3 separate regions of the Homo sapiens genome follow, and regions 2 and 3 are each linked to region 1. The links are chromatin contacts, found by Hi-C in ENCODE. All regions are on one chromosome and are shown on one strand. The core of a region is the stretch at or near the end of the contact, and the rest is flanking DNA. Distances in the headings are between cores, read along the strand shown. Region 1 overlaps ADAMTS12 (ADAM metallopeptidase with thrombospondin type 1 motif 12). Region 2 has its middle 190 kb from the start of RAI14-DT. Region 3 has its middle 160 kb from the start of RAI14-DT.

Region 1 (4,266 bases), core at 1,321-3,820:
AAAAAAAAAGAAAGAAAGAAAGAAAAGGAAGTTTCAAGGACTGGATCAAACCCAGAATGATTATACCCAAATGATCAAGTATAGGATTACTTAACTGCCAAGGAAGATAAAAGTAGCAGTAAGTTAGGCAAAGAGGGCCTTGGAGAGGCTCAGGTGAAGCTGTTACCAGAAAACAGGCCACCTTTAATGGGTGGGCACAGCACCTGTAAGGTGAATGAGGTAGAAGACTGTATTCACCAAAGATCTGTCACAGGAAGAAATTGTGTTTCCAAGGATATCCTCTCCCTTCCATAAAGAGTGAAACAATGGCCAGGTGCAGTGGCTTACACCTGTAATCCCAGCACTTAGGGAGGCCAAGGTGGTCAGATCACTTGAGGTCAAGAGTTTGAGACCAGCCTGGCCCATATGGTGAAACCCCATCTCTACTAAAAATACAAAAAAAGGAGCAGGGCATTGTGGCAGGTGCCTGTAATCCCAACCACTCAGGAGGCTGAGGCAGGAGAGTCGCTTGAATCCAGGAGGCGGAGGTTGCAATGAGCCAAGATCGCACCACTGCACTCCAGCCTGGGTAACAGAGTAAGACTCTGTTTAAAAAAAAAAAAAAGTGAAGCAAGGAAATGCCTGAGTACCTGGAGTTGCCCAGACCACCACCAGCCACCTTGGAGTGTCTCAGCTCAGCCAGAATCCAGAACCTGAAGTGCCAGTTGTCACCCAACAGGAAGTCAACATGAGGGCAGAGGATAGACAAACAAGCGACATAGTGAGGTGAAAGATGGAGGGATTTCAGAAGCTTCTGTGAATGTGAATGTGAAATGTTGAAGACAAGAACAAGATCTATACAAGATTTTAAGAAAACTGTCTGTAGGATGTTTCCTATGATACACATGTCTACATCATGAGAAATGTTTCTCTCCAATCCTGAGAAGTCAAATTTGTGTTTCCCTCATTGGTATTAGTTGCAAAACTGGACTTCAGAGAGTCCTATCTTTTATACAGGTTACTTGAGGTTGTTGGAATTGTTGAGATGTATTCTGAATCAGTTGCCCCAATGACAACTTGCCTAGGGAAAATGCAAGCAGGCTTCTATTCTTAGCAGAAGTATTTTGAGTGTCTATCACCTAGGGTGATTGCAAGTATTAGCACTGAAAAAGAGAAGTGGGAGGGCAGGCCTTGGAGAAGCAGAAGAGAAAATATGAATCTAGAACGTAGATTATTAGCTTACAAACCTGGCTGCACCAGAATCACCTAAGTAGCTTTAATGTGTATATATTATACACACACATGATATATATATATCGTGGTGTTTTCATCTAAGCTGTTGAGAAGAGACATCTATATATATGTATTGCATAGCAATATATATATATGTATTGCATAGCAATATATATATATGTATTGCATAGCAATATATATATATGTATTGCATAGCAATATATATATATGTATTGCATAGCAATATATATATGTATTGCATAGCAATATATATATGTATTGCATAGCAATATATATATATGTATTGCATAGCAATATATATATGTATTGCATAGCAATATATATATGTATTGCATAGCAATATATATATATGTATTGCATAGCAATATATATATATGTATTGCATAGCAATATATATATATGTATTGCATAGCAATATATATATGTATTGCATAGCAATATATATATATGTATTGCATAGCTATATATATATGTATTGAATAGCAATATATATATGTATTGAATAGCAATATATATATGTATTGCACAGCAATATATATATATGTATTGCACAGCAATATATATATGTATTGAATAGCAATATATATATGTATTGCACAGCAATATATATATATGTATTGCACAGCAATATATATATATGTATTGCATAGCAATATATATATATGTATTGCATAGCAATATATACATATATGTACTGCATAGCAATACACATGTGTATTGCATAGCAATACACATATGTATTGCATAGCAATATATATGTATTGCATAGCAATATATATGTATTGCATAGCAATATATAGTATCTATATATGTATTGCACAGCAATATATGGTATCTATATATGTATTGCATAGCAATATATAGTATCTATATATGTATTGCATAGCAATATATAGTATCTATATATGTATTGCATAGCAATATATAGTATCTATATATGTATTGCATAGCAATATATACATTGTATCAATATATATGTATTGCATAGCAATATACATTGTATCAATATATATATGTATTGCATAGCATATTATATATGTATTACCTACATATAGATAGCATGTGTATATAATATATACACACACTATACTAGTAGCAGAGGCAGGTGGGAGATGTATTTTATAGTGTAAATCCTTTTTATCTTTTAAGTTTTGTAGCATGTGAACTTATTACCTGCTAAACGTATTATAAAACGAAGGGGGAAAAGCCTAGATTCCTCTCACGGAGATTTTCACTCTCAATAGATGATCTGTTCTTACCATATCGTCTGTACGGAGCAGATCTCACCACCAGACTGTGACCCACCCTTACCACGAGCGTCTAATGGTCCGTCACCTGCACATCGGTTAAGCAGGTGAAAGGGGACTTCCTGACCCAGGATGTGGCATGGTCTCACATGCCTCTGGGTTTCAGACACAATGACTCAGCAGAAAGTTTCACTAAAAGAGAGGATTAATCAGACCTCAGGGGAAGCTGGCCACGGCGACCTCTGGGAGGCCTTCTTGTTCCCTTTCACAAGAGAGTTCTTGGTGTGGCACTATGCTAAGTGCTACACACCCATCCTCCCAACCAAAACAGGTGCTGTCAGCCCCTTTTACAATCTCAGAGCTAACATGCCCAAAGTTACAGAGCTAATGACTGAAATCTGCCTACCTGGAAAGCCCAACAGGCTCTCGACACCATAGGCCTCTCTCATTGCAGCAGCCTTTTCCTCACAGGAACAGTCTGATACCAGCATCATGCTGCCACCATCCATGTCCACAGCACAGAAAATGTTACAGTGTAAATATCTACTCTGGATGACCTGGGCTAGGATATTATTTCTCACCTTCATATTTTTTGACTGTTTAGTTTTTCAGATTCAAAGGTCAAAGAGAGAGTTTTTTCCCATCCTGCTGGTCCCTGGGCTGCAAGGATCCAGTTCACCCAAAGTAATAGATCTAAAGAGGCGAAGTCTTGTCTAAGGTCACCCACCAATAAAACAAACAACTATATACCTAATTTTGCACGTATCACCCCATGAGGTGATATGCTTTGGTCAGAGTTCCTGAGTTCTATAAGATCTTAGGAATTAGCCTTCATTTCCCAGAAAAAGAAGCTGGAATCTTGAGTGTTAAGAAACTTCTCTTAGAGCTTCTGGCTAGATGGGAGCATTCAGGCATAAACTTCAGGTCTCCCAACTCCAAGTCCAGTGCTTGCGCATGACAGAGTACTCTTCTGAAGTCTTAAGCCTAAATCACAGTGGACTAAGCTAGCAATAAAAATAAAAGGAGGCCAGACACAGTGGCTCATGCCTGTAATCCCAGCACTTTGGGAGGCCGAGGCAGGCAGATCACGAGGTCAGGAGATCGAGATCATTCTGGCTAACGTGGTGAAACCCCATCTCTACTAAAAATACAAAAAATTAACCAGGCATGGTGGTGGGCACCTGTAGTCCCAGCTACTCGGGAGGCTGAGGCAGGAGAATGGCATGGACCCAGGATGCAGAGCTTGCAGTGAGCCGAGATCACGCCACTGCACTCCAGCCTGGGTGACACAGCGAGACTCCATCTCAAAAAAATAAAATAAAATAAAAGGAAAGAGGAGTCTATTTGTCAAATTTGAATCTCTTTATTGAAACAGTTGAATTAACTAATTGAATTAAAAGGATTTACTAGTAAAAGAGAGAATCCTTTCCAGAGGAGGGATGTAAAGCACTCACCGATACATCTCAAATCCTCCTCTGGTCATTGCCAAAGCAACTGTTATCACAACCTTCCAGATAGAAAAGAGTATCTGCTCAGAAGGGATACTGGATTGCTGCCCAGTCCCCCACAATATCCAACCTCCAAGATCAGATGTGCCCTCTGCTGCAATGCAATTTCAAATAAATGAAGAAAAAAGATGCAGAGATGCTTTTATGTCTTTTTCAGTAAGCCTAGCTGATTTCATTCATTTATTCTGCACCATACGTTCAGGTAAAACCCCTTTCTGCAGACTTATTCTGCATTAGCTACTCCCAGTATGGGCATACACATGCTCATGTGCACACAC
Region 2 (4,207 bases), core at 355-2,854, 620 kb after region 1:
TGTGAGTGAGTTGATGAAATTGTTCTGCATCTGCAATGGCTAGAGAAACTAGAGTATCAACTTTATGATTACCACTAGATAAAGGTCCAGGCAAATTAGTATGAGAATGAATGTGAGTGATGACAAAAGGGTGGTTTCGGTTTCTGACAGTTTTTTATAATAAAGAGAACAAGGAAAACAGATTAGTGTCAGCAATATTTTTGATGGTAGCTGTTTCTATTGCCTTAGTGGCATGGACTACATAAGCTGAGTCAGAGACAATATTAAGAGGCTGATCAAAATCCTGTAATGCAGAGATAACAGCAAACAACTCGGCTTTTTGAGCAGAAGTGTATGGAGTAGAAATGACTTTATCTTTTGGTCCTACATACCCTGCCTTTCCATTACTGGATCCATCAGTAAAAATGGTAACGGCTCCCTCTAGTGGTGATGAACGAGTAAGTTTTAGTAGAATCCAGGAAGTATTTCATAGCAATTGAAAGAATTTTGACTTAGGCAAATGATTATCAATAGTGGCAATGAAGTCAGCCAGATTAGTCTGCCAGCACAAAGATGTAGAAAAGGCATTTTTAACTTCATTTTTTGACAAAGGGACCACAATAATGTTTGGATCAAAGCCGGAAATTTTAGTGATATGTTGACATCCTAACCGAATTAAAGTGGCCGTTTGATCAAGATATATTGAAAGAGTTTTACAGGCTGAATTAGGAAGAAATACCCATTCAACTAGAGAATCATTTTGTACTATAAGTCCCCTAGGAGAGTGGATGGAAGGAAAAACTAAAAATTGTAAAGGCAAATTTGGGTCAATACGAGAGACTTGTGCCTCTCTCGCTCGTTGTTCTACAGAAGACAACTCTTGTTTTACTGGTTCAGATAGAGAGTGAGGACTGTTTAAATCTGTATCTCCTGATAAAGTGGCAAATAGATGAGATAATGCATAAGTAGGGATGCCTAGAGTTGGTCTGAGATAATTGATGTTACCCAGTAAATTTCAAAAAATCATTTAAGGTGTTTAAATTGTCAGTACGAAGTTGGACTTTTGGAGGCTTAATGGAGTGAGCTTCTAGCTGCATTCCTAAGTACAGAAAAGGAGTGGCTTTTTGAATTTTATCAGGAGTGATGTAGAGTCCTGCATTGGCAACAGCTAATTTTAAAGAGGGAAAACGTTGAATTAATTCATCTTTAGTGGGAGCAGCAATCAGTATATCATCCATATAATGAAGAATGTAATTATTTTTTAAAGTCTGTCAGATAGGTTGTAACACAGTACCAACAAACAACTGACAAATAGTAGGACTGTTAATCATTCCTTGAGGTAAAACTTTCCGTTGATATCTAGCTGTGGGAGCTGAATTGTTAATGGAAGGTATAGTGAAAGCAAATTTTTCACAGTCTGACTTGTCTAAAGGAATATGAAAAAAGCAATTTTAAAGTCAATGATAATTAAAGGCCATTCCTTAGGAATCATGGAGGGGGAAGGCATGCCGGATTGTAATGCCCCCATAGGTTAATAACTGCATTAACAGCTCTTAAGTCTGTTACCATCCTCCATTTTCCTGACCTTTTTTGTACAACAAACATGGGCGAGTTCCATGGAGACAAGGAGGGCTCAATAGTGTTTGCTTGTAGTAAATCATTAACAATTTCAGTTAAAGCCTCCAACTTGTGTTTGGAAAGTGGCCACTGCTCTACCCAAACAGGTGACTCACACATCCATTGTGCAGGGGCAGAGGAAGAGAAGGAGAGTGAGGGCACTGGGATGTGGACTGGGGGGAAGCAGGATTCCAAACCTCTGAAAGAAGGGGTCCCGGAGCATCAAAAGAAACAGTAGGCTTAGAAGAGGGGAGAAGTCCAAAAGGACGAGAGGAACAAGAAACAAGCCATTCAGGTGAATGCCACACATCCTCCTCTGGCAGAGGGGGCAACAGCTTAGTAGAAGAGTTAATATATACAGGTTCCAAGATAGGAGGCAGAGGGAGGGGATCATCACCAGGTTCCTCCTTTTGGGGAGAAAACAAGGAGAGATCAAATTCCTCCTCATCATCAGAAGGAGGACTAGTAGGGGGGGTCAGGTACCCAAGGTAAAGGGAGTGGCTCACCATCTGCATTAATTTGTGGCAGTTGAAGAGGATCACCAGACTGAAAAGGAAGTAAAGCAACAAGAATAAGAGCCCGGTCAGTCCAAACAGAAATAGGAAGTAAAACACCATCTCTCATGAGTTGGCAGAGCATGGCGCCAACTCTATCCCAGTCTAACAGGTCCATAGAACCTTTGTCAGGGAACCAAGGACAAGGTTTTTCAATAGTCTGAAATAAGAGAATAAGGTTACTGGAATCAGCCTTGATTCCACCCTGTTTAAGAAGAAGTTTAATAAAAGACAGATAAGCCTGGTGTTTAGACTGTGATTGTCCCATCCTAACCCTGGAATAATACTGGTCGACAGACCCAAAAACAGGGGAGAGTTGGAAAATGCGTACCCGGAGACCTTACCATCGAGACTGAAGACTAGTCATCACAAACCAGCACTCGGAGCGCACTGAGCTGAGGAACAAAGAAGGCCAAGTTGGGCCAGATATTGCAGGATCTGGCCAACAGCCCACAATGCAATGGGGCTCTTTCTTTGTTCCCAGGCAGATTGGCAGGTTAAGAAATAAAAGACACACACAAGATAGTGAAAGCTGGGTCCAGGGGGTTTACCGCCTTCTGGTCATGCAATGCCGCCAATGCACTGGATATACCAGCATTTATTATTAAGTTTAGTGAGGGTGGGGGTAGGTTAGTGAGGGATTTAGGGTCGTTTGATTATGAGGTGAGATGGTCACATTGGGATGAAGTAATTCTTTAACATAACATCAGTATGCAGAAGTACATATACAGAGATATGTACTTATACAGAGATAAGAATTTACAATATAGTGTGTGCATCAGCAATTTCTAACAGAGCCTTAAAACAGAAACACAGTCTATCCATAACCTATGTTTAGTAAGATACTAATCAGTAGTAGTAATTGCAGCAAAAGCTGGTTGCAAGCAATCAATAGAAGCAGAATGTGAAACTAGACAACCAGTTAGACCACAAATTCTCAGAAGGGAGTGTCTTAACCCTAAAGAGACCTAGAAGAGCCATGGCAACTTAAGGGCATTTATAGCCCTATCTTATCCATATGAACAGGCACCCCTCATGCGTCTATTTATAGGCTCTCCACAAGGGTCGCATTCCATTCCCAGAGATATGAACATCTGCTTTTCTGGGATAGGAATCTTGGTGATGTGAAACCTCCCTGACTGCATGTCCGTTTATAGGCTCTCTGTAGGGGGAAGCATATCATGTGCTGTTGGCTCATTCTGGCAGCCCAACCTGGCATTGTCTTTACACAATCCTCCATGCAATTTTGTATTTACAATAATCAGGAGCATTTCATCTTTTATTCCATAGCAATAGTTTCAGGGGGTCTCCCTACATATGCCAAATTTCAACACCTTATAATATTAGGAAGGGATAAGTATGAAATTAAAGATGGATGCCAAATCAAACATAAAATTACAGAAAACAATCTTAGTATTGTATGAAGAGACCAATTTTATTTAGATAGGAGCTACTTATCTTTTACTGGACCTCTGAGTTCTGGGCAGAGCTCACACTGAATCCTGGGTCTCCAAAGGGAGAACTATTATGAGGCTTTTGTGATGCTTTTACAGGGCACTTAAACCAAAAAATTGGGCAAGGGGATCCACCAAGATGGCCAAATAGGAACAGCTCTGGTCTGCAGCTCCCAGTGAGACCAACGCAGAAGGTGGGTGATTTCTGCATTTCCAACTGAGGTACCCTGTTCATCTCATTGGGACTGGTTAGGCAGTGGGTGCAGTCCATAGATGACGAGCAGAAGCAGGGTGGGGCATTGCCTCACCCCAGAAATGCAAGGAGTGGGGGGACCTCCCTTTCCCAGAGAAAGGAAGCCATGAGGGACTGTGCTATCTGGCCCAGAGACTATGCTTTTCCCATGATTTTTGCAATCTGCAAACCTGGAGATCCCCTCGTGTTCCTACACCACCAGGACCCTGGGTTCAAGCACAAAACTGGGCAGCTGTTCAGGCAGACACCGAGCTAGCTGCAGGAGTTTGTTTTTTTTTTTTGTACCCCAGTGGTGCCTGGAACCCCAGTGAGACAGAATCTTTCACTCCCCTGGAAATGGGGCTGAAGCC
Region 3 (4,396 bases), core at 1,292-3,791, 650 kb after region 1:
TACCATTGCAGGCTACACTCTTTTAGGAGTAGAACGCAGTCTTTGCTCTCTGTCAGGACTTCTGAAATGTTTTTATTGGAGCTGGAGGCTGTTTTCAAGGTGTGTGGGGGTGGGTGAAAGGGGAGGAGTAGCCACATACCACATGAATAGCCACTCAGAATTGTCTGAGGAGAGACTGACAGAAGGTTCCCCTGGGACTCAAGCAGTTGTTTCTTTTCCAGGAAATTTCAGACAAGTTCATAGACCACCATGAGCTTGCAAATAAACTGTTAATAAAGAGACTTCCAGATGGGCTGGAGCAGGAAAGGGGAAACCCTGAGGCCGTTCAGCAAACAAAACAGAAAAACAAGGTGGGATCCAGAAGACAGGGAGGCTGAACGTTAACCTGGCTGGGGAGACCATGGGCCACAGGAAATTGTCCAGCGCTCACGCTGCAGAGGCTCTGAAGGCAGAGGACCATCAGGCTCTGGCAGCCAGCCAGGGTGATCGAGGTCTATTTGACTGGGCTTCAAATGGCTCCTTGGAGACCTAGTGTTGGACAAGAATTGAGTAGAGCAGCCAGTTGCCTGATGTGAGTCCCCACAGCACAACTTGGATGTGTTTTTCATGTGATTTAAGAGCTCTGGTTGCCTCTCAAAGGGAACAGAGTGCAGCTGGCCCATAAAGCTGTCGTTGTTTGGGGTTTTGGAAAATTCTCTTCTGAGAGGGTCAGAACAACCCTGAGTCGTGACCAGGGCCAGAGCTCAAGCTACTCAGGGAAACCGCGGTCCCAAGGGTGGTGGGGTCAGCCAGCCAAACACCTAATCAGGGCTGCAGCTTTCCACATGGGTGGGAGCCTGTGCATCGGTCTCACAGGGTCTCAATTCCACTTCCTAGGTGGTCTGAGACCTAGCAGTTCTCCAAGAGGAGGCAATTACTGTAAGCGGGGAAGCAAGGAGAAGCGGGGAAGCAATGATTCTACTGATGGTCCACACCAGTCCCACACTTTGTCATGGAAGATTCAGTTCCAACAAACCCCACAGGCAGGAATTCAACTCCCAATGGAGCTAGAAACTTCTACTTCTTTTTTTTTTTTTTTTTGAAACAGAGTTTTGCTCTTGTTGCCCAGGCTGGAGTGCAATGGCGCGATCTCAGCTCACTGCAACCTCTGTCTCCCGGGTTCAAGTGATTCTCCTGCCTCAGCCTCCTGAGTAGCTGGGATTACAGGCATGTGCCACAATGTCCAGCTAATTTTTGAATTTTTAGTAGAGACAGAGTTTTGCCATGTTGGCCAGGCTGATTTCGAACTCCTGACCTCAGGTGATCCACCCACCTCGGCCTCTCAAAGTGCTGCGATTACAGGCATGAGCCACTGCACCCAGCCTTCTACTTCTTAAATAATATTTTCTGAAACCCTGAGATGTTGCAACGTTGTTCTACTCCCACTCCAATTTAGAACATCACTCAGTTATTTATTTCTTTATTCATTTATTTGGCAAATATTTAATACTCGCTGGATGTAAAACAACAGCAACAACAACAATAACATGGCCTGGCACTGTGCTAACCACTACAGTGAAAGAACAGATACAGTTCTCCTCTTTATAGATCACACAGTATCGTGGAGGAAACAGGTATTATTTCTTTTATTTATGTAATACTCGCATAATCTCTGCTATGCACAGAGCACTGCTCTAAGCACTTTACAAATATAAACAGTTAATCCCCTCCACAACCCTATGAAGTAGGTGATATTAATATCTCTATTTTTACAGATGAGGAAACTGAGGCACCAGACATTAAAATAACTTTCCCGGGATCACACAGCTGGGAAGCGCTTAAATCCAGGTAGTCTAGCTCCAGCACTCAGGCCCTCAAATGCTACAGTTAGGCTGCCTTTCAAGCAGATAAATGCTAATCAATAGACTATCCAGAAATGAAGACTGTGCTCGGCACTCTGAAAGAAAGCCAGGAAAGAGCAAGGGGATTTTTCACATTGGTTGAGAGTCAGGGTAGACTTCTCTGCAGAAGGAACAGAAAGGAGGAAGATTGCTCCAAGCAGGGAAAATTGCAAAAGTAAAGGCCCTTGAGTAAACAAATCTTAGTGAATTCAAGGACCTTCGAAAGAGGTTAGAGTCATCAGAGGGCAAAGGGCACATGAAGAGATGAGGTTGCAAGGGAAAAGGGTACGCAGTGTCAGGCCAGACTCAATTTTGTTTGGTGGTTCTCAAAGTAAAGTGGAAAAAAGGGCCGATCTTTAGGAAAACAGCCATAGGAAATAGAATGATCAAGTAGGGGAGCTTCATGTTTTCATTTTGAGAAGGGCCCCTGATATGATGTGGCTCTGCTTCCCCACCGAAATCTCATCTCAAATTGTAATCCCCATATGTTGACGGAGGGACCTGGTGGGAAGTGATTGGATCATGGGGGTGATTTTCCCCATGCTGGTCTCGTGATAGTGAGTGAGTTCTCACCAGAGCTGGTGGTTTTAAAGTGTGGTACTTCCTGTCTCTCCTGCTGCCTTGTGAAGAAAGTACTTGCTTCCCCTTTGCCTTCCACCATGATTGTAAGTTTTCTGAAACCTCCCCAGCCATGCAGAGCTATGAGTCAATTAACCCTCTTTTGTTTATAAATGACTCAGTCTCAGGCAGCTTTTTATAGCAGTGTGAGAATGGACTAATACAACCCCATAGCACATTTCACAAATGTCTAATCCTCACAACCACCCTGGAAGGAAACAGATCAGATAGATTTAACCCCTTTGCGATATCCCACCCACCTTCCTAATGCCTGTCCCCTCTCCTGTGTTTCTGCTGGTATAATCTCAGTTTTGTTCTGGGAAACCTATGTCTAGCCCCACACAAATACCCCTGTCCTAGCCTGCCCTGTAGCCAGGGGTGGCCTTGTACACTGCCTTGGCAGAAGAGACATCAGTGCAAATCTGCTGGGAGTCTGGGGAGCCCTTCGCTTTTCCTAATAGGCATAAACTTGGGTCCATGGGCTCATCACCACCTCCCCTTTCTTCCTATCTGGAGAAGGACAGGATGTCTACAGCTGTAAAAGCCATCATGCAACTGTGGTGGGACAAGTATAGGAGAAAGGCCAAGAGATGCTCTGAGAAGCTGACCCTGAACCAATGCCGGCAGCCACCCACAGCTAGACTTCTTGCTATGACTTCGTTTCAGCATTTTTAAGTTTTAGGGCTTGCATTCTCTACCTAAATGAAGCATCTGTTTTTATTTATTTATTTATTTTTTATTTTTCCAAGACAGAGTTTCACTCTTGTTTCCCAGGCTGGAGTGCAATGGCACGATCTTGGCTCACGGCAACCTCCACCTCCCAGGTTCAGGTGATTCTCCTGCCGCAGCCTCCTGAGTAGCTGAGATTACAGGAGTGCACCACCACGCCCGGCTAATTTTCACATTTTTAGTAGAGACGGGGTTTCACCATGTTGGTCAGGCTGGTCTCGAACTCCTGACTTCAGGTGATCCACCCGCCCCAGCCTCCCAAAGTGCTGGGATTACAGGCATGAGCCACCACGTCCAGCCAAAACACCTATTTCGCTACAAGCAAACTAAGGATGAGGAAATATCAGACTTGCAAAAACATCACAGAGCGGATTTAAGACCAGGTACACCTGACTCCACATCCAGCGCTCTATCTACTATATTACAAATAAATTCTTGTTTGCCTTAGGGATTTCTATGCATGTTCAAACTTTCCGGGCATTACACTCACCAATCCCGGAAACTGTGTTGCACAGAGCCCCTTCTGGACAGGCATGATTTGGGTCAGTGAACCCATCCTCCTCTGGTTACCAGAGCCAATAGGGTCAATGCACCGTCTAGCTGAAAGCCAGTGATATTGTCTGCTCCAAAAGATGTGCTGGCCAAATAAAAGTCTCTCTTGCAGGGATTTGAATTACGTCATTCTGGGAGATTAAGAAAGGAGACAATGGGACCCAAAGTAGGAAGGTAAGGACTGGTGAGAGCAGCTCACAAGATCTTGTGAGAGGCGAAGTTATGAGTAAGCAGAAAATTGAGCAAGCAGAAGTTATGACAGAAAACACCCAAAAGATGGGCTCAATGAAGCAGTGGGCCACGGGCGGGCAGGGGAGCAGTCCACCCCAGTGCAGGCATGACCCAGAGAGACTTTAAAAGCAATAATGAAACCCACACCAAATTGATCTGCTTTTATTAACACCAAGCACTGGCAAATCTAAACGATATCAGTAAAGCAACCTTTTGTTGGTCTAAGTTTCAAACTATTGTGGCAGTTAATGTTGAATTTTAATAATGTGTATGCAAGCTTTAAATAGCCTGCTCTTCATATCTTATATTTTAAGAAACACCGTATGCCACATGGAAGTTAATTCAGAGAACATCCAGTTAGCATTTAGTCCAAATACAGCTACACA

Evidence for each region. Hi-C counts contacts between places; a loop is a spot of excess contacts on that map. Pooled maps may share reads with other maps.
Region 2: a pooled map shows a loop between it and region 1 (8-fold over the local background). The contact joins two enhancer-like sites. A Hi-C loop is called at or near these places in 3 of 37 single-sample maps with no recorded cell type and 4 of 50 pooled maps.
Region 3: a map with no recorded cell type shows a loop between it and region 1 (15-fold over the local background). The contact joins two enhancer-like sites. A Hi-C loop is called at or near these places in 6 of 37 single-sample maps with no recorded cell type and 4 of 50 pooled maps.

Annotation. Positions count from the first base shown.
Region 1 is chr5:33,847,626-33,851,891 of GRCh38, forward strand. All of the region lies in intron 2 of ADAMTS12 (ADAM metallopeptidase with thrombospondin type 1 motif 12), which reads right to left. Among named protein-coding and RNA genes, the nearest start is that of ADAMTS12, 42 kb to the right of the region's middle. RefSeq lists an enhancer at 2,277-2,778. Within about 2 kb of position 2,571, at least 4 of the 41 ENCODE cell types and tissues checked have a DNase peak (open chromatin) inside an H3K27ac peak, as active enhancers do.
Region 2 is chr5:34,465,072-34,469,278 of GRCh38, forward strand. No RefSeq gene overlaps it. Among named protein-coding and RNA genes, the nearest start is that of RAI14-DT, 190 kb to the right of the region's middle. RefSeq lists an enhancer at 3,120-3,169. Within about 2 kb of position 1,605, at least 4 of the 41 ENCODE cell types and tissues checked have a DNase peak (open chromatin) inside an H3K27ac peak, as active enhancers do.
Region 3 is chr5:34,496,695-34,501,090 of GRCh38, forward strand. No RefSeq gene overlaps it. Among named protein-coding and RNA genes, the nearest start is that of RAI14-DT, 160 kb to the right of the region's middle. RefSeq lists enhancers at 2,465-2,614, 3,065-3,134. Within about 2 kb of position 2,542, at least 9 of the 41 ENCODE cell types and tissues checked have a DNase peak (open chromatin) inside an H3K27ac peak, as active enhancers do.